2 separate regions of the Mus musculus genome follow, and region 2 is linked to region 1. A link is a loop called in an ENCODE intact Hi-C map of the cell type or tissue named here. Cell type or tissue: heart. All regions are shown on one strand. Each heading gives the region's core, and the rest is flanking DNA. Links, peaks and the distances in the headings are about the cores only.

Evidence for each region. Peaks named below come from ENCODE experiments on the same cell type or tissue, not always from the same donor. Only the 100,000 strongest peaks of a DNase experiment are listed, where the experiment ranks them.
Region 2: a loop joins it to region 1, with 18 times the contacts of the local background. A loop is called at or near these places in 6 of 42 quality-filtered maps.

What each region holds. Positions count from the first base shown.
Region 1 is chr11:81,529,947-81,539,890 of GRCm38, reverse strand. It overlaps a transcript of Asic2 not described here. Among named protein-coding and RNA genes, the nearest start is that of 1700071K01Rik, 39 kb to the left of the region's middle. In heart, for the core only: no CTCF peak of the experiment used is centred there; no DNase peak of the experiment used is centred there; H3K27ac peaks cover 949 bases.
Region 2 is chr11:80,901,664-80,911,607 of GRCm38, reverse strand. All of the region lies in intron 3 of Asic2 (acid-sensing (proton-gated) ion channel 2), which reads left to right. It overlaps Gm51909 (a long non-coding RNA gene), which reads right to left. Exons shown (of 3, transcript XR_003949743.1): 1 at 1-9,944. Among named protein-coding and RNA genes, the nearest start is that of Gm51909, 8.8 kb to the right of the region's middle. In heart, for the core only: a CTCF peak has its summit at 4,965 (motif pointing left); no DNase peak of the experiment used is centred there.

The DNA of each region.
Region 1 (9,944 bases), core at 932-8,931:
TTCAAGAATCAACATCTCGGGATGTTCTGTGATGAAGAACTGTGGTTTCTAGCTATGGAACCCTCTGAACACCGTGTAAAGCATTCTTTTGACCAGAAGAAGCTCATTGTGAAGTGAGCCACAAGAAAGAGGAGCTTCCAGACAGAGAGGTTAAGGAGCTGTAGAAGGTGGGGTGGGAGTGGAGGGAGTGAGGGGTGGGGGGTGGGAGTGGGAGTAGGAGTGGAGTTCCCAGAGCACAGGGCGGGCTGCCCTGCACATTGACAGTTTACTGACATTCCTGCTTTGAAGGAAGAGTTTGGCTTTTGAAAATACCAAGCCATGCAATGTGCTCTAGACTCAAGCCTAGAATACTTTTCAGCAGATCCTAGAGGTCAAAATGCAAAGTGAGTGTGGAGGAAAAGTAGCAGAAATGCTCTAAATATGAGCTGGCTGGGTGATGTCGGAGCAGGTTGCATATGATGTCATCTGAATAGATCGAGGATGGGGCCAATGGCTGGAGAGTGATTTGTATGCCTCCTCTCCTGCCAAATCCACATGCTGAGGTCCTAACTGCTGTTAGCCCAGAATGTGACCTTATTTGAAAACCCTGGAACATTGCATATGTAATTAGTAAAACTGAAGTCCTGGGGAAGTCAGTTGACCCCAACATGACTATATCCTTATAGATGGGTGGGAGTTTGGATACAGAGATACAATATATGAAGACCACCTCTTTGAGAGTGGTTATGCTGCCTTAAGCTAAGAAACTTCCAGAAGGTAACAGTGAAACCTGTAAGCTTCTTCCCAGTGCAGTTTTAAGTGTATTTTTTCTAGGTATATTTATTTTTACTTCATGTATCTGTGGGTTTTACCTGTGTGTGTGTATGTGTGTGCACTGTATGGGTGCCCATGGAGGTCAGAAGAGAATGTTAGACATAGTCCCTGGAATTGTAGTTTCAGATGATTGTGAGTTTCCATGTGGGTACTGGGAACTGAACCTTGGTCCTCTTTAAAAGCAATATGTGATCTTGACATCTCTCCAGCCCCACTAATGTCTTCTTGATCTGCAACGTTGAGCCTCCATTGTTGTGAGACAGTTCATCTTCTTGACTTAAGCCACTTAGCATGTGACACATGTTACCACCACCCAGTGAGCTAATGACTTTGTGGATCTTATTATGGCCTGACACAATAGCAGATGTTGGTTTCCATGGACTTATAAAAGGCTCTCGCTTGCAATGTCCCTCCCAGGCTCACGTGTTCCCGCTCAGTGTTTGAAACCTTGGTCCCCAGGTCAAGATGCTGTTTTGGGGAGGTTGTGGACTCTTAGGACTCTGACCTACCTGGCAGAGTGCTGTTGCTAAGGGCAGGCTCTGTGAAAGTAATAGCCACTCCTGGTCCCATTCCTTACTTCCTGATCAATTAAGAAGTGACTAAGATGTGCCCAGGCTCCTGTGCACAGCCTAGGCTACCAGGTACCCTGCCTTCTCTACCATAACAGACTGCTATAGCCTGTAACAATGAACCAAAATAAGCCCTTCCTTACCAAGTGGTTTCTTCCAGGCTGTGGAATAAGGATGATAACTATACATAAGGTTTCCTTAGCCCATGCTGAGATGAGGCCCTCATCCCCTGGTGATGGAAAGCGCCATTTCCCACAGTGATAGCCACCGAGAACTGTCTTGGCAGGCTAAACAGGCTGGAAGTTGGCCGTGATTGGAAGACTTAGGGGTATTTCTTATTTTATGCTTTTTTCCCCCATTTCTGCAGCAAGGCATACTTAACTCCTAATTCCACTCCTTGATTAAACATTAAAGGCTTGCACTGGCTCTGCAGAACATGGAATTATCTGTTAACTTGCAATCATGCTAAATTCATAAATCTAATTTGGCCCTGGCATTAAGCCAGGAGCAAATGCACCAGATTAACTTCTCCGAACTATCGGGACTAAAAATGAAAATTCTTCCACTGTTATTGTTTTTTTTTTAATTAATCTATTTAACGTCACTCCTAGAGGCTATGTGCAGGTCTCTCAAGTGCGGGGAGAACTGGAAATGGACAACTGAACTTGATACCCTCTGCTCTCCTGACTCCTCGATTAGAAAAGCTGTCTCCGAAGTTGCTGCCTGAAGAGCTGGTTTCTGACTTGGGATCCTGGTGCTGTACCAAGGTCACCTTTCACAAGTGAGAAAGGGAAGGCCAGAACATTAACTAGGTCTGAATCACTCGCTGGAGCTCAACAAAGTTCCAGCCGCTGGGCTGACACTGGCCATGCCAGCCTAAGTCATGTCACGTCCCTACTCTCAAGGCTCTTAAGGGCCAACTACGGACGGAGAGGGGGTGGATTAGGCGTTCTAGCCTTATGGTAAGTGGACCTGTTAGCACATGCACAGGACATAGGGACAGCATACAGAGGTGACCACAGATGATCTCTGCAGGAGGAGACAGTTGAACAGAGCTTTGTAGAACGATGAGAGGCAGGCAAATGGGGAAGCAAGAGGCTACCTCTCAGGAATATTCAGATGCTGAGACACAGACCAGAACCCCAGCCCTGCAGAGTCTCCTTTACTGTTGTAAGCACCTCGGGATATCACTAAAAAGTGAAAGGAAAGAGTCTTTGAAATGCATGAGGAAGAGCCTGTGGACCATCTTTCAGGGGCCAGAATGGAGTGACCTTAAACCAGTGTTCACCAGTTTATGTTGGTGGTGATTTTGCTGGCCATCTTTTTGATTGTCACACTTTAGTGGGCTACCACAAGCATCCAGTGGGTACAGGCCAGGAATGCAGCTAAAGATTCTGCTGAGTACACCCCAGACTCCTTGACCAAGAATTACAGGCCAAATGGACACATGTTGAGCTTGGGAAACTTGGTCTTCAAGCAGTTTTTGATAGGAAGAGTAGGGTGACTGTAGCCCAGCCAGGGGTTGCTCCAGTCCGGAAAATGAGGCACTTTTCCCCAAAGTATGAGTGTCAGTGGAAAGGATGGATAGGTGGATACCTGTCCAAAAGTAGGTTGCTCTAACAAGGTCAAGTGCGTGCGCGACTTATCCTGACCATCCCGTACCCTCTGCCATTGATTCCTAAGGAGGGGCTGGAAGGACTGCACTTTCTAAGTTATTGGCTCATTCTTGACAGATGGCAGAGAGCAACCTAATTTTGTGGAAGCCTCCTCCTCCTCTTCCTCCTCCTGTTCCTCCTCCTCTTCTTCCTCTTCCTCTTCCTCTTCTTCCTCCTCTTTATTTTAAAGTCATGCAATTAGATACAAGAGCAACTGTATATTTAGAAGGGGAAATGCATCCAAAGTAAATACACATCTACAGTAAATGAATGGTTAATGCAGATGGAGAATCTGGTGACTCAGGCTGGCTGGAGCTCAGCCTTCACAGGTTTCTGGGCAAATGAACCATGACTGAGTGGCAATGAGGTCCTGTAAACTCAAGGAGCCTGTAGGGAAATGGTGAGATGCCTCTGTTTCTCTCAGTAGAAGATTCAGTCACTGTGTACAGAGGCCCTCCTCAACAGCAACACAGAGGGCAGACTGTCTGCTGTGTAGAAACACTGGGGGGAGAGGGGGCACGTTAGTAGCCCTGGAGGAATTATGGGTGTAAAAGGGTCTGTCAGCAGGAACCAGTTCCTTTCATCTCAGCACTTGGGGGAACCAGGAAGGACTATAGAGACTGCCCAGCATCCCAGCATCCAGCCATTGTGGCCCAGAGATTGTGGTCATGTTGATATTGTTTTCCTCTTCTATGAGCCTCTTCCAGCCTTGCCAGAGAAATAGGAGAGAGCTCAGATGGGAATGGAGCACTCCCAACTGCAAGGTCCCTAACATGCTCTGGCCAGACTCTGCCATTCAAGTGAAGCAAATGGGTAATCCCATTCATTAGGTTCTCCCACTTCTGACCATCAGAATAACCCTCCCCACCTCCAGTGTGTCCCTCTATCATGTGTTAACCTCCATTCCTATGATTGTAAAATGCCATAAAAAATACAAATCTTCCCAGGTTATTACAGAAAACTAAAACCCATGCTCCTCTCTACAGCCTGGAAGGTCCCTTCCTGCTTCCCTCTTTTCAGCTTTGTCCCTGACTCCGTGTGTCATGGTGCTCCATCAATTGTGGTACTCTTGCCATGCCTCAAACATGCTAGTCCCCCTCTGTCTTGGCACCTTTGCACTTATTGATCCTCTTAGCCAAAGGCTCTTCTCTTTGCCCTTTACCTGGATTATTTTTTCCTATTTTCACAGTCTGCCACAAACGTCTACCCAGGAAGCCTTCCTGGGTCTCACTATCTTATGCAGGCGCCTTCCTCTGCCACCAGCTTTGCATTGCTCTTTATCTGGAACCCTACAGCTGCCCTTCCCAAGCCGCCCTACTCCTCTGTTTGTCACAGGTATCTGTCTTACAAGATAAAGGTTATCTCTGTGAGTACAGGCTGTGACAATTCACAGCCACATCCCAGGTCTTCAGTGCCTGGTCCAGAAAAGATCATCAGGAAATCTATGCTTAGGGCTGGGGAGGCAGCTCAGTGGGAGAGTGCTGCTTTGCAAGAATGAAGACCTAAGCATCCAAGAAAAAAAGACAGGCATGGCTGCCCATGCCTCTAACACAGCCTCAAGGGAAAGAGATGGTTGGATCCCGAGAGTACATAGAATAGCAAACAGAAAGAAAGCTAGGATAGATGTGGCCAAGGTACTAAAGGGAGCTTGTAAGACTCCCTTTTAATTAATGTTGAAAGATAGCTTGCTGTATGCCTGGCACTGGCCTAAGCACTTCACCAGAGTGAAGTCATTAATTACCACATCAGAAGGCAGATGTTTATGTTTGTCTAAACACATAGCTCGAGTAAGGCTGTTCTAATTCAGTTTCCTCCAAGCCACTGAGCAGTTATCTTGGAAGAGATTATTGTTCGCATCTTAAAAACAACGTCACAGAAGCTCAGAGAGGTGAGTCACCTATTAGCAGCAGCTCCTTGGAGATCTCTCCAAGGAAGCCAGATTTGCTTCTGTGCTCTTCCTGCTACACCATATAAGGCCAGCAGAGGGCAGATGAGAGCAAGATTGCAGCCCTGTGGACCTCTGGACAGGTGATGTGAGTCCACTCGTTCTCCTATTAAAACAAGGAAGAAAAAAAAACCGAATTTGTTTTATAACTTACAAGTTGTTTGACTTGGACAAGGCATTTAATCACTCTGAGTTTATTTCCTATTTCCATAAAATGGAGAAAATTGTATTTGCCCTCATAGGGATACAAGATTTCAATGACAGGCACAGAAGAAATGCTTAGCCCTTTGTGGCACAGAGCAAACACTAAAAATGATAGCTAGTAGCAGTCCCATTATTCATCGCTCTCACAACAGTTTGTTCGTTTCTTTGATAATCTTAACTCACTAAATGCTTATTTAGTGTCTGTTCCATAGAAGACATTGCCCAGGTGCTGGTGGGGTTAGTTCTACGAAGGTCACACAGAAGACTGTTAGCATGTGACTGCAGTATCTGTGGGGAACTTAGGGAATCCTTGTGGGAGAAACACAAGGAGGCCATCTTGGAATGTAGTATCCTTGAAGTGTCTCTGTGAGAACACAGATGTGAAGTCTGACCCCAACTTGCAGAGCCTGCAGCTCTGAGGACAGAGCTTGCTCCCCTGTGAACTTCACATAGCTTCATAGCTAGCACTGACAGTCAGCTAGGTTTGGGGAAAGGCTGGCTTGGATATAGAAATAACATAAAAGACATAATGCCCTGAAAACAAGGACTACCAAGACCCACATGCCTTCCTGAGGTGGGGGATTGCCAGGACCCACATGCCCTATTGAGGTGGTTTGGCTATCCTCTGAGGGAAGGGGCCTGAGAGAAGGGTATAGAACTCTTAGCCTCAAAAGTTCACACTATGTGTTCTTCCACTACCAGCTCAGGGATGCTCCCTGTCCGCCCAGTGACATATGCCTTTGTCACCAATGCAGGGATGCTCTCCTTTTCCCTGGTGACATATGCCTCTGACACCAGTGCAGGGATAGTCTCCATCTCCCCAGAAACATTTGTTACCAGAGTCTTTGAGCATTGCTCATTTGTGGACCAGTTTCCTCATCTTTAACAAAGAAGTTGTATCAGCTAGTTCTGTGGATGCCTTTCAAGCCTTACATTATGTGAATTACATGCAGATATCCTTGCTCAGCAAGACAGTCTACTCTATAGATTTTGGGAACTATTAAAGGAATCTACTTCTGCCAGATAAAGGTCTTTCTTACTTACCCACAGGAAAGGCCCAGTCCTTTGTCCTGGGGCTTGGATTCCTCTTAGATGTGGCCTCTTGTCCTGTCTACTCTCCCTAGGGCCTCTCACCAGTCATGCCACCATCTTGGTTGCCTCTACCTTCTCCCAGCTTTTCCTTCTGCAGACTGTTAGACCATGCAAGGCTCTAACCAAGTGCTGAGAGGTAGCCATGTTTTTTTCCAAATCTACTCTTCTGTGTCCACAATGCCAAACTTGACATTTCACAACATAGTGATCATGACTACCATCAGCCAGTGTTCAGAGCTCACAACATGCTAGATGTGATATTGTTTATTTCATACTTGATTGTATTGACCTTTTCATTGGTGTGCACGTGTGTGTATTGTCTGTGTGTGTCTATGTACATGTGTGTGTTGTCTCTGTGTGTGTCTGTGTGCATGTGTGTGTATTGTATGTGTGTGTGTCTGTGTATGTCTGTGTTCATGTGTGTGTGTGCATGTGTGTGTTGTCTCTGTGTATCTGTGTTCATGTGTGTGTGTGTTGTCTGTGCATGTCTGTGTGTATATGAGTGTTGTTTGTGTGTGTGTGTGTGCATGTGTGTGCACAGGTAAACTCACATTTGCATTTGAAGGGCAGAGGCTAATGTGTCTTACTCAATCACTCTCCACATTTTTTTTTTTTTTTTTTGAGGCAGGGAATCTTACTGAACCTGGAACCCATCAACTCTCTAGGTTATATGGGCAATGAGCAGAGCTCCTCTCTCCATTTCCCAAAGCCCTGGGGATACAGACAAGCTCCGACATGCCTGACTTTTATATGAGGACTAGGAATCTCAATTCAGTTCCTCACATGTGTATGGTAAGCACTTTACCCACTGAGACATCTTCCCAATCCCAAAGTATATCATTTTTTGATACTATTTCTGTTTTTTTTTTTTTTTTTTGATGGAGCAACAAAGATTCAGGGTGGTTAAATAGTTTGATGGCAGATATCTATGGATAGTCTAAGAGTTTCTGCAGATAGCTCATCTCCCTGCTGAAAGAGAGACTTCTGCTAGTTGCAATTCTTGGGTCCTTTAAGGAGACACTGAAAACTTGCATGATAAGCTGTAATAGCTTCTATGACATCTATAATAGTTTCTATGATATCAGCAGGATGGGAATGGGATGCTGAGTAGAAAAGCTGTCTCTTGGGGTACTTGGACACTGGAAGAATCACCGAGAATCGAAATACAGAGGACACCTCTGCCCTAGCCCAGGCCTGTGAGCTCTGAGCATGACCATCCTTAGCTATAGCAGACTGAGGAAAAAAAAGAAAACGTCCTCATCAGAGGAACAGGCTTCAGGCCAAGCTCACAGTGGCTACTGGGAATGGTTAGCAAGGTTTTTTGAGTGGGGACTCTTTCTTTTTTAAAGCTGAGAGTGGAAAACAAATAGCAGCCATGTAAGTGATCTGCAGCTTTGAATTCTGCCCTCATGTACGGCAGGGGGGAGGGTTACAAGAGGTGGGAGGGGGAGGAGCAGAGACATAAGGGCGGTGACAAAGCAGAAACCCGCCCGCCCGATGCTTTCTGATTCAGTCACTAGGAGGAGAAATCTGCCTGTCTATAATGATCCCTGTTGGCAGCCAGCACTAATGGAGTGTGTGGAACTGGTCCTTTGGGACAAGGTGTGTGAAAAATGGCTGCCAAGTGTTAAAAATCAGGAGATTTGTTCTGCGTTTGTGAAGAAATGAATTCCAGATACTTTTTTTTTTTTTTTTTATTCTGGGATTTTTTTTTCCTTTAGCTTTTCAAACCCTTAGCTGAACAGGAGGGAAGAAAAGTGAGCTGAAGTGGCTCCGATTTGCAACAAGAGTGCAATTTCAATTGATTTAAAGTGGGGAGCAACCGAGGTAATGACCACAGAAAGAGGCTGGAATTAGTCAATAAATAAAGTTCAAGGTCCCCAGCCTGACTTCTCTTTCATTAGCTTTAAAGAATGGAAATGCAGGAATGGGAGGTTCCGTCATCTGGTTCCAGAAGAAAAGGAAGGTTGTACAGGACCTGGCCCTTATCCAGAACTCAACCCCAGCAGGATAATTTGACTTAGTATTTTGAGAAATCTCTCTCTCTCTCTCTTTCTCTCTCTGTCTGTCTGTCTCTCTCTCCTCTCTCTCTCCTCTCTCTCTCTCCTCTCTCCCCCCTCTCTCCCTTTCCTCTCTTCTCTCTCTCTCTCTCTCTCTCTCTCTCTCTCTCTCTCTCTCTCTCTCTCTCTCTCTCTGTGTGTGTGTGTGTGTGTGTTCCTCCCCCTTATGGGACACCACCAAAAGAAAGTAAGACTCTAGGACTCTGCCAAAGTCCAGCTTGGTGAACCAATGAGTTTCTCAGGGTCCCTGACAGGACATGGGTGAGGAGCTACTTTAAGAAGTATGGGCGACCCCAAAGTGACCATGCCCCCAGGTAAGCTGCCCTCTAACCCCAGCATGGATAACAACTTCTCCCCAGAGCTGCATAGTTGTAGTCCCCCTTACAAAGTCCTGCAGTCTTTGTATTCTAGCTCCTCTAAGACCACAAAAAGCCACATGTCTATAGGACAGAATTAAATACCACTGTCTGGGAGGTGTAGGAGGTAGCAGCTGAATTCTCAGGTGAGGGCCTTCCTCACAGTCCTCTCTCTGTGAGACAGCAGCAGCAGCAAACACAACTGATTTTGAGTCTCACAGATAGTCACAGCTACTCTAATAGGGAGATGGCTTTTGAGCTCAGGGGATTGTATTCTATAACACTTAGAAGCTGTTCCTGCTAACAGACCTTCCCCAAAGCTTTGGCCTTTGCTTGTCACCAGGATACTCTTACAAGCTAAAAGACCCAGGATCCTAGAGTCTCAGAGACAGGGGATCTGACACTAAATAATCTCTCTCTCCAACTGTCTCCTTCCCCAAACATCAGCCCATTACGGCTACTAGCCACATAAAACTCCTTTCCTTATTTTAAGGCTAGAATGGCATGACTACTATCCAGTAGGTACATGATCATGGGTGTGGGGCTGAGCTTGTGAGAGCATGACTGACAGAAGTGGACACTCATTTGTGCTGGTCTTTATTACTATAGTTGTTGTCTTTCTATTTCCAATAGGATAATGAGTGTTTCTGGCTGTATGTATGTGTACATATACATATATATGTGTGTGTGTGTGTGTATGTGTGCCTGCATATATGTGTGCATAAGTATGTGTGCATATATATGTGTGCATAAGTATGTGTATGTTCATGTATATGTGTGTGTACATGCCATGTGGAAGGATGGTGTGACATGGTTTTCTGTCCCTGGAATAGAGTGTAGCCCTCCATGAGTGTTGACAGTTGCTTGGCATGAGGCTTATTTCTATAAAAGTATATTTTTTACTTTATGTTACTCCTTCAGGAAATATTCTCCCAATCAAGGTTATTGGGGAAGGTTCTCCCTGCCAGGTTTAATGACTCCATGATTCAGAGACAGCATGAGTCTGGGAAGTGAGGGTGTGTCTATGTCCTTAGTAAAAAGTAAACACTGAGACTTTTAGGACAGCCCTTAAGGCTGTAGGAAAAAACTCTGAAAACAGTTCAAAATTAAATAATTTCCCAACTATGCCAAATATAAGAATACAATATGATTTTTATGGGGAGCTTCAGGAACCTGAAAGAACAGAGGCAGCTGCACTGGGAGCCAGCTTGTCAGAAAGATACAAAGGCAGATTCCTGAGTTCAAGGTCA
Region 2 (9,944 bases), core at 1,148-9,147, 630 kb after region 1:
GATGGATGGATGGATGGATGGATGGATAGATGGATGGATTATAGATGGATAGATGGTTGGTTGAATGGATAGATTATAAAGGGATGGATGGATTATAAATGAATGGATGGATGGTTGCTTAGGTGGATGAATGAACTTGATAGATGGATAGATGCATATTGGAGGGTAGATAAATGGATGGATGATATTGGAAGAATTGATGCGTGGGTGGGTGGATGGATGGATGGATGGATGGATAGATACTAAAGAGATTAACAGGTGGGCAGATGGTAGATGGTTGGACAGATAGATAGATGAAAATAAAACTGCAGAGCTGTTTCTGTAGCCATGACATCATATCTACAAACATTCTCATTTGCCACCGAGTAGAGCTAGCGCGCCCCGAAGTGAAAAGTTACATTTGAGCAAGATGCATTGCCATCTTTCAAAAACACAGCAACATTCTTCTTCTGCAGAGCCAATTTACATTTTCTGTTCTTGTCACATCCTCTTCCACTCACAGGCGGTTTGCAATGGATACGAACTTATGGTTTTTATTATTTGTCACAAATCACGGATAACTCACTTTTGAAATTGATCTTTGCTGCCTGGTAAAGTGCTACATCAGCCACTGCTGCTTCTGAGTCCCTGGCAGCAGGCACAGCAAACAGCACTGGCAACTTCAAAACGCGGGCAGGGAGTGGCTGACTTCTGAGTGAAATCCCCTTGTGGTCCCATTGGTCCAAACACTAATTGGGTATACTCTTGCTTAAGAGAGCAAATCCAGCCACTGCTCTTACAGGGAAGGGGAGCTCACTCTGTGTTTCTATAGTGCATAATAAGCTTTGCCCATTCCCTGAGAATATTTAGCCATGTGTGGTTTGCATTTGAAGCCTCTCAGCGTGGAATGCTTCCTCTCAATTCCAATTTCAGTTAAGTGGCGGTAGTTAGACAAGTCTTGGGGGGCGGGGCATCTTTGATTGACTGGTAAAGCCTGTCATACACCCAGGATGAAGGGAAAGGGCACAGTCACGTGGTGTGCCTTCTAGGGCATCATCTGCTCTACACTGCACCTTAAGGTTGTCTTGGCTGAGCCCATGTGCTTCAGGTGAAGCCTCTAGCGAGAACAGTGGGTCAGCAGCAGAGCCTGGATTTAGATGGGTCCTGACACTGCAGTCAGGTAGACCCTAGTTCAAATCCCACCCCTGCTACATCTCAGCAGTTTGGTATTAGATAAACTAATACTGAAGCTTGCTCCTTTGTGAAGTGGGGAAAACAGACATTTGCTGGCAGGATTGTTATAAAAGTAAACCATTCAATATTTTCCATATTGGGAAGGAGGTGGTCTGAAGAGCCTCTGTTGCCATCCTTTAAACTTTTGCATCAGCCTACATCTATCCACATGGTAATGACCTCGGTTCCGTGTGGACCCCACCCTGTGTGGTATATTAGAATACACAGTCCTTGGAAGGTAGCCTTTGAGAAGGACAGACATCTGGGTTTTAATCCCTTCTCTGCCACCCGCTAGCCATGCGAACAGAGTTGCTTCCCCTCTGTGGACCAATCTAGACAGATTCAACAGAGATCACTAAAGCATCAACCCATATGGCAAGTATGGGGATTCAGTAAGTCTACACCATAAAAATGCTTTGAACTGTACCTGGCCTGAGCAAGAACTCAAATGCCAGCTATACTTCCAATGCCCGTTAGCCGACAGGTGGACATTTGGGCAGTAGAACTTCACACCAAATCGTTGAGAGGTTTTAAAGCGATGACCTCAAAACCAGGCATATAATAGGTACAGACCAACTGAGAGATTCTATTGCCCCATCTCTTAACAGCAACTATAGCTTGGTCCTGAGCCCATCCTCCATGCTCTGACCTTGTGGGATGAACTTTCAGTGCAACAGGGCAGAGGCGTTAAGACTGTGCCTCCTCCCTTCTGGCTGCCTGAAAGGACATGTGTCCCCTGAGACCCCTCAGATGCCTGTGTTACCAGCTGATTGGTGGACTTGATTCTAGTGTTTTATTTGATTTTAGAATTGTTTAAAAAGGAGCACAGTATAATCATTTGCGAACACACTTAAATCACTCGGCAGGATGCAATAAAAACATCAAACTCAAAATTACAGCTCAAAAAGCAGGCTCTGATTTCTCCTCCTCCTGGGTGGGCAAGATGGAAGTGTGCACATGTTTTAGAAAGTAGGGGAAGGATTCACAAGGCATGGCTAAAAGCAGGAGAAGCTCAGGTTCTAGAACCTGGGTCTCCTCAATGCACAAGACCCCTTAGTGATAGGACAGAGTTTGAATGCCACATTCAAGGTCACACGAGGAAACCTAACTATAGACTAGTCAAAGACCCAAATGTGGTCCAGTCCTAAGCCTGCCACAGTACAGACCCATGGAGACCAGAGCACTGTATCCTCCCTGCTAACCCTCAGCTTTGCTGTCTAGAGAATGGGAAAGAGAAATGGCACGTGCCTCAAGGTAATAATAATAGGACTTCAGGGGTACGGAAGCCTCTTGAGTGTGAGCACCCCACTTCATTCATCTCTGTAGGCTCTGGGACCTGAAATATTTTGGGGGTGGACGACGCACTTGTCCAGTCAAGATGAACCACTGGCCTGAGGCTCCTGATGAGAAACTGCCTGGACTACACCCTAACCCCCACCTCCTGCATCCTTGAAGAGGCCATGTCACCTTGACTGAGCAACTCCTCCTTGGTGGGAGCTTTGCTGAGGAGCTGAGCACCCCTTTGACTGCATTCTCTAAGAGACATGACAGAGAGGGAATTTCCCCTTTGGCACCTAAGGCAATTTTTCCCCCTGGGGTATGAAGGCTTGCTGCTGGCTCTGAGCCAGGGTCACGCTGGTCTTGTCCTGATCTAGTTCTCCAGACAGAAAGAAGGAAGAAAACCCACTCTAAGCCAAATATTAAAGCAGGCAAGTAGACTGAGAGCAACCCGCCCACTCAGTACCCTGGGCCCTGGCTGGCCCTGCACCCTGATTTACAGACGGCTTTGAAGAAGCTGGATTTTATAAGTAAGGCTCTGAGGGACTGCCATGTTGGCTCAGCAACTCTCTCCTCTCAATCTCAGCCAGTGCATCTCATTGCTGATACAGTCTTGGCAACGTGGTCCAAAACCAAGCAGATAGGGCTGCAGATAGAAGACCCCAGAAGCCAAACAAAATAAGGGTGTGCTACAGTTTACAGTTTACCAATATGTGTTTGTGTATCTGTGTATGCTCATATGTGTGCAGTTATACACTCAAATGCGCCTGTCTGTCCATCTCCACAATCACATGAGAACACACTCAGTTGAGTTTTTTCGTTTGGTTGGTTTTTTTAAGACATGAATCCTAGGGATCAAACCGGCATCTTCATACGTGCAAAGCAAGCCTCAGATTGCATTTCTGAGTCGCTGATAGCAGAGCAAAGCCAGGTGGCCTGTCAGTTCCACTGCCTGTGTCCCATGAGGCCTCCCCTGAGTCAGGGACACAGGATGGTGATAAGGACACCCATGGAGACTATGATTTTGACTTCTTCAACATCCATTATGCATCAGGCACTCTTGGGGATGTTCCATCTTGTTATGCAACCAGGCAGAAAAACCTTAACATCCTGCCTTGAGAACTCCTCTTCAGGAGAGAGCTGCCTTTCCCCTAGGAAAACACCGTGGTGAGGTGAGACTCTGTGAGAGAGGATGTGGCCGCAGGCCAGGACTTTAGAGGAGGATGGCGGTGCCTAGGAATATCCTGATGCTGCTTCTGGAGAAAGTCGGAAGGCACCTGAGCTGCGATCAAGGAGGCAGCAGAAAAGGAGAGGAGACGGGACAAGATGAGGTGAGGTGAAGAGACAAGAGAGCCTGTCCCAGCTCACCCGCACATCTTCCCTGGGTCCCATGATCTTGTGCCAGTGGGCTTTCTGCAGAATTTAACCACCAGCTGCATTTTATACAAGTTCTTTATTATGGTTTGAGTGGGAACTGTCCCCATAGGCTCATGTGTGTTAAAGCTTGGTCTCCAAATGGCGGTGCTGTTTAGGGAAATTATGGACCCTCTGAGACCTTGCTGCTGGACAGAGGCCACTGGGGAGTGTAGCTTGAGGTATAGCTTGGCCCTTCTTCTGGCTTGATTCCTGCCTCCTGCTTAGCATCGTGCAATAATAAGCAGCTTCCTCTAGCTCCTGCCTCTATGAACCAAGCCACTCTACCAGGTCTTCCCTGTCGTCATAGGCTGTCAGCCTCTGAAAGTGTGAGCTAACATAACCCTTCCTCCCTTGTATTCTTTCTACCCAATTCTTTGCTCACAGCAAAGAATACCGTTGTGATGTCAAGCGGACTGGAGAGATATCATCTGAGGGTCACAACTGGGTTACACAGATATGCCCTTATCAAGGTTAATCTTTCGGCATTACTCTGAGGGGTTCAAGATCGGAGCTCATGCTTGCATGACACATCAGAAAGGCCAAGTCGCATGTTCAAGTTCCCCCAACTCAGTAGTTCAACAGTGCCTGAGTCAACTCCTGCTTAGTCTGAACCACAGAGTATACCTCGTAACAAGGCCAGGACTCCACAACATGAGGGGAAGAGATCAGAAGCCAGGCTAGAACAAGACTAAGGGCTTAGCCTTGCCATGGACTCTGGATGTGTTTTCCAGGACCTAGAGGGATACCATTCAAGAGAGCAACATGTCCACTCCCTGAAGCAGAAAGTTAAAAAGTTGATAGAAGGGTTGGGTAGGTGTTGGGTAGCCATCAGGTATGCCAGGTAGGCCTCCCTGTCTCACTCTCCTTTCCTCTCCTCCCAAGCCCAAAGTTCTTCCAGCATCCTCTCAATATCTCCTTCTAACTTGGAGCCTCAGACAGTGGGCTGCAGATACAACAGGGATAGGTCCCGAAAGATGGACCAGGGCCTAAGATACAAGCTTGAGCCACTAAGGACAGCTGGAACTCCAAAAGAGCACATCGGGCTGTAGTGCCACCTGCTGGTAAGTCTCAGACCTTAGGTCTGGGACTGTCTGAACCCTTTAGAGGTTGAAGTACACAGGGATGACACCAGACAGAGGAGGGGGCAGTCATTTCCTTTATATAAACTTCGTTATATAAAATGAAAAGCCTGTGGAAAGACCCTCAAGCAGTGTAGGGCGAGGGAAAGAGAATACAGACCTTCCTTTGATTTGCTCACAAATTTAAGCCAGTTATCACCAGCTCTGTGATACAGGGTTGTCAGGAAATGCAAGGTTCAAGGCTCAATCCTGGTGTTTCTCCTCTCTTCCTGACTGGCTCATCCACCGTCTGTTATAATCATGAACTCTACCATTCGTGATCCTAGCTCTCTAGCTCTCTCTCCTAGAACCTGACCTCAGGATCGAGCGAGTGACCTTCTAACTCACATGTGTGAATAGACGAGAGAGAGAGAGAGAGAGAGAGAGAGAGAGAGAGAGAGGGAGGGAGGGAGGGAGGGAGGGAGGGAGGGAGGGAGGGAGGGAGGGAGAGAGAGAGAGAGCTCCCAGGATCTACTTGTCACACTCCCCTGGTGCTGGAGTTACAGGTACACACAGCCACACTCAGCTTCCTATGTGAGCTTTGCACTCAAGTCCTTATGTTTGCAAAGCAAGCACTAAGCGATCTCCCTAACTCCTAGCCAGAAAGGCAGAGCTTCTCTGGCCCATAAACTCAAATGGTAAAGAGAACCAGAAAAAAAAAGAAAAGAAAAGAAAAGAAAAGAAAAGAAAAGAAAAGAAAAGAAAAGAAAAGAAAAGAAAAGAAAACAGAGTTAAAGCTGGAGATATGGCACGATTGGTAAAGTGCTTGCCCTGCATTATGAAGTCCAGGGTTCGATCCCCAGCACCACCTAAAACGGTGTGTGGTGGTACAAATCCTAGCACTTGGCAAGTGGAGGCAGAAGGATCCGATCCTCAACATCCTCCTTAGCCTCCGTGAGCCTGAGGCCAGCCTGGGATGCCTGAGACCTTGCTGAAAGAAAGGGACGTGGGTGGAGAGTAAGGACGGAGGAACGGATGGGGGACTGTATGTGATGTGAATGAGCATAGCCGTGACCAGGAAGCACCGAATCTATCAAGTCAGATGAGAAGACTTATATCTGGGCTTGAGGGGTGGGAGTGAAGACACCATAGAACACCCGAGGCCACCGCAGCCCATGACACAGTGGAGTTGAGAGCAGGGTTTAGGTCATTCTGCTGTGTCATTCTAGAGTTCCAACTGATGGTCTGAAAAGACTTTAGAGGTTATCTCGTCCGAAGGCACAGCCAATACCTGAATCTCTCTCCTCCAAGCCCAGCCAATGAGGATTCACTCCCAAGAGTATAAGGATAATGTCATTACAATTATACTGGTGGATTAGAAAGCTCTCTTTGTGTTGAGAACAATCCCTCTTTAGGATTAAATAAGGTAGTGCATTTAGCATGCCCGCCACAGTGCCTATAACATCAAGAAATGTTATCTTCATCTCTGCCTCCCTTATGACAACTACTCCTGTGTCTGTCTTTCCCTTGGGATGTCAGAAAACAAACCTAATTCTTCTTCCCTGAGACAGTCCTTCAGATAGCTGAAGACAGTGCTTCAGGGTCCCTTGAGGCTCCACTTGCCTCAGATAAACAAATACTCCAACCCACTTGCAGACACTCATTGGTAAGCGAGAGCCGTTGCTGTGTGCGCTATGGTTGCCCAGCTGCTGCTGTGTGTATGAGGCTTCAGCGATGCTTATGGAGCAAAGGACAAGGCAGCCACAGCAGAGCAGCCAGGCTCTGAATCAAAACCTCTGGGAGGGACAAACATGGAAGCAGCTGGCCTGGACCAAAGTTGAGCTATTGAAAGAGCTCTATCAGGCTACACCACCTGTCACCCATTTTGATGACTCATCTTTTTTCCCCCCTGAGACAGGGTTTCTCTGTGTAGCCCTAGCTGTCCTGGAACTAGCTCTGTAAACCAGGCAGGTCTCAGACTCACAGAGATCCACCTGCCTCTGCCTCTCTGCCTCTACCTCTGCCTCTGCCTCTGCCTCTGCCTCTGCCTCTGCCTCTGCCTCTGCCTCTGCCTCTGCCTCTGCCTCTGCCTCTGCCTCTGCCTCTGCCTCTGCCTCTGCCTCTGCCTCTGCCTCTGCCTCTGCCTCTGCCTCTCTGCCTCTGTCTCCCTGCCTCTGTCTCCCTGCCTCTGTCTCTCTGCCTCTGTCTCTCTGCCTCTGCCTCCCAAATGCTGGGAGGAAAGGTGTGCGCCACCACCACCAGGCATTGATGACATATCTTAGTAGAAGAAAACTAAGTCAAGGGGCTGGGAACGTAGCTTGGGCAGTTAAGTGCTTGCCAGGCAAGCATGAAGATCTGAGTTCAATCCTCAGAACCTACATTTAAAAAAAAAATGCCAGGCTCTGTGGTAGGCTCCTGTAATCCCACTTCCAGTAGATAAAGACAAGACAAGCAAGCCTTAGAGTTTGCTCACTAGCAAGTTTAGGAGAATAATCAAGTCACAGGTCGCAGTGTGAGATCTTATCTCAAAAAACAAGTCAGGTGGTTCCTCAGGAAACCATCTGGTTTCTGCAGGCACTTGTACATATGCAAGTGCACACCCATACATGTAGCCACACACATGAATATTTACACACACCTAATACATACCACAAATATGCACATACACATATACATTCACAAGGAGAGACAGCGAAAGAATTAAAAGACAAAAAAATTCCCCCATTACTATCACAAAATTAACTCACATCATCTTGGATCCCCAGCCTCTGCCAAAGGACTTCATGCATCGCTTCCCAAATCCCATTCGCTGCTTTTAGAAACCGATCTTGAGCAACATGGCTATGTAATGCATCCTAAATTCTGGAATCCTGGCCTTCTGCTTAGAGGTGATCGACCCTCAAATGTTCTCCAATAAGGTCCAGAGGGAAGCAGCGGCCCCTCCAGGAGCACCGGGAAGCTCGTGTAGAAGTGAGGCCTGTTCACAGATGCCGAAGAGGAAGATGGGAAAGAAGGGGAGGAGACCTGGAGGTCCTCCAAGGCCGGCTTCTGGTTCTTTCTATTTGATCCTTTCTAGATACAGGGGTTGTGAGGCAGGGACAAACTTAAGGTTGGCACCGGAAATTCCTGGAACCACCTGCTGGCTCCAGCCCTCACTGAAGCGCGATCCCATACAATGCATTTAACCTTTTTCTGAAACTTTTTTCCCCATAAATAAAATAAAAACAGGAATGCCTGCATCAAGAGAGGCCTGTGAATATTATATTAAATAGGCATCGAGAGTTTAAGTTCCCAGTAGTGCTGAGCAGCTAATAACCATCCAGCCCTCCTGGAAACAGCTCTCACGAAGTCTAGATACAAGATTTTATAGTCGGTGTCTGAGTATGCCACAGAGAAAGCAAAGCAGCCAGCGGCTGGGGAGTGTACAGCCTTGAAGTCACACTTGGTGAAACAGGCACATATTTACCTGACCCGTCTCCCACGTGGACACCTCAAAGTTCTAAAAGAATATTGAGGCTGGAGTTCAATTAGAGACCAGCAAGCATCGAGTTAATGAGCCAGAAACCAGAATTCAGGGTTGCCAAAAAGGCTGGAAACAGGAAGGGAAAGTCTGAAGAAAGGACTTCGAGAGTCAGCCCTAGGTTTTTATGTACGTGTTCCTCAAATCCTAGGCTGAATTTTCAATGTCATGTGAATGAATACAGAGCACAGGAGTGATGGGAAGAAAACAATAGCGGAGAGAGTGGAGCAACCATCGCAGCAGCTGCCACTGCCTGGGAGGAACGAGCCATAAACAACCTGGGCTTCCCACCGAAGCCACAGAAGTGTCATTCTTTGGGAGTTAGCTCATAGCCCAGGACTGTAAGCCAAACTAAAATATATCCACCCTTACTGCCACAAAACCAAAGTGCTTCTCTATAAATTTAACTGCGCCTAGAACCCTGATCCACACTAGAGGAAGATAAGCTATCCTGAGTCTCTAAAGCAATCTACCCACAATGTCTAGTGTGCAAATTACTAGATGACACACAAAGAGAAAACCATGAAAATAATCAGAAACCAACAGATCTACATCTACCCGCAGTGTTAGAAGGCAGTAAGTTTATAATAACATTGAACCTGTTAAGTAATTTTGCTGAAAAGAATGTAAATAATGACAGATTTTGTTTTCTCAGGCAAGATTTGGAAATGTCTTTAAAGAAACCAAATGGATATTTTAGAACTGATAAATGAAGTGTCTGGCACATATACCTTGTTGTGTGGGATCAATAGAAGGTTTGACACACAACAGGGAAAGGACCATCACACTCAGAGACAGTTGAGAGAAGTGATTCAAGTGGTAGGAGTTCAGAATAGGGCTCAGAAAGTGTGTCACATGCAAACATAAAAGCCATGAGTTTGAATCTCCAGCATCCATGTAAAAATCCAGGATAGCAATGCAAACTTGAAATCTCAGTGTTGGGGAGATAGAGACTGGTAGATCCCTGAAGTTCACTGAATAGCCAGCCTACTCTAACCTCTGAGCTTCAAGTCCTGTGAGAGACTCTGTTTTTAAAACTAAGGGGAAGAGTAATTGAGAGAGACAGCCACTGACAACCTCTGGCTGCCACATGCGCACACAAACAAACACTTGCACACCCATAGCCATGCCCCCCACACACACACACACACCAGAAATTGTTCAAGTGAAATACAAAAAAAAAAAAACTGATTAAAAATAAACAGGGCTCCCTTGACAATATATTGAGCCCATACAAACTATATAGAAAGAGATTGCACCATATATAAAATTGGCATTCCAGAGAAGAAAGAAGGAAAATAATTAAAGAAATATTGATTTGTCTTTTTCTAAATTCGTTCAAAAGCATCATTTCACAGATCCATGATCTTCAGCAACCCAGACAATAAAAATACAAAGAAAATCACACCAAGAAATGATATTGCCAAAAATCCTACAAAATCAAAGGTGGAGAATCAATC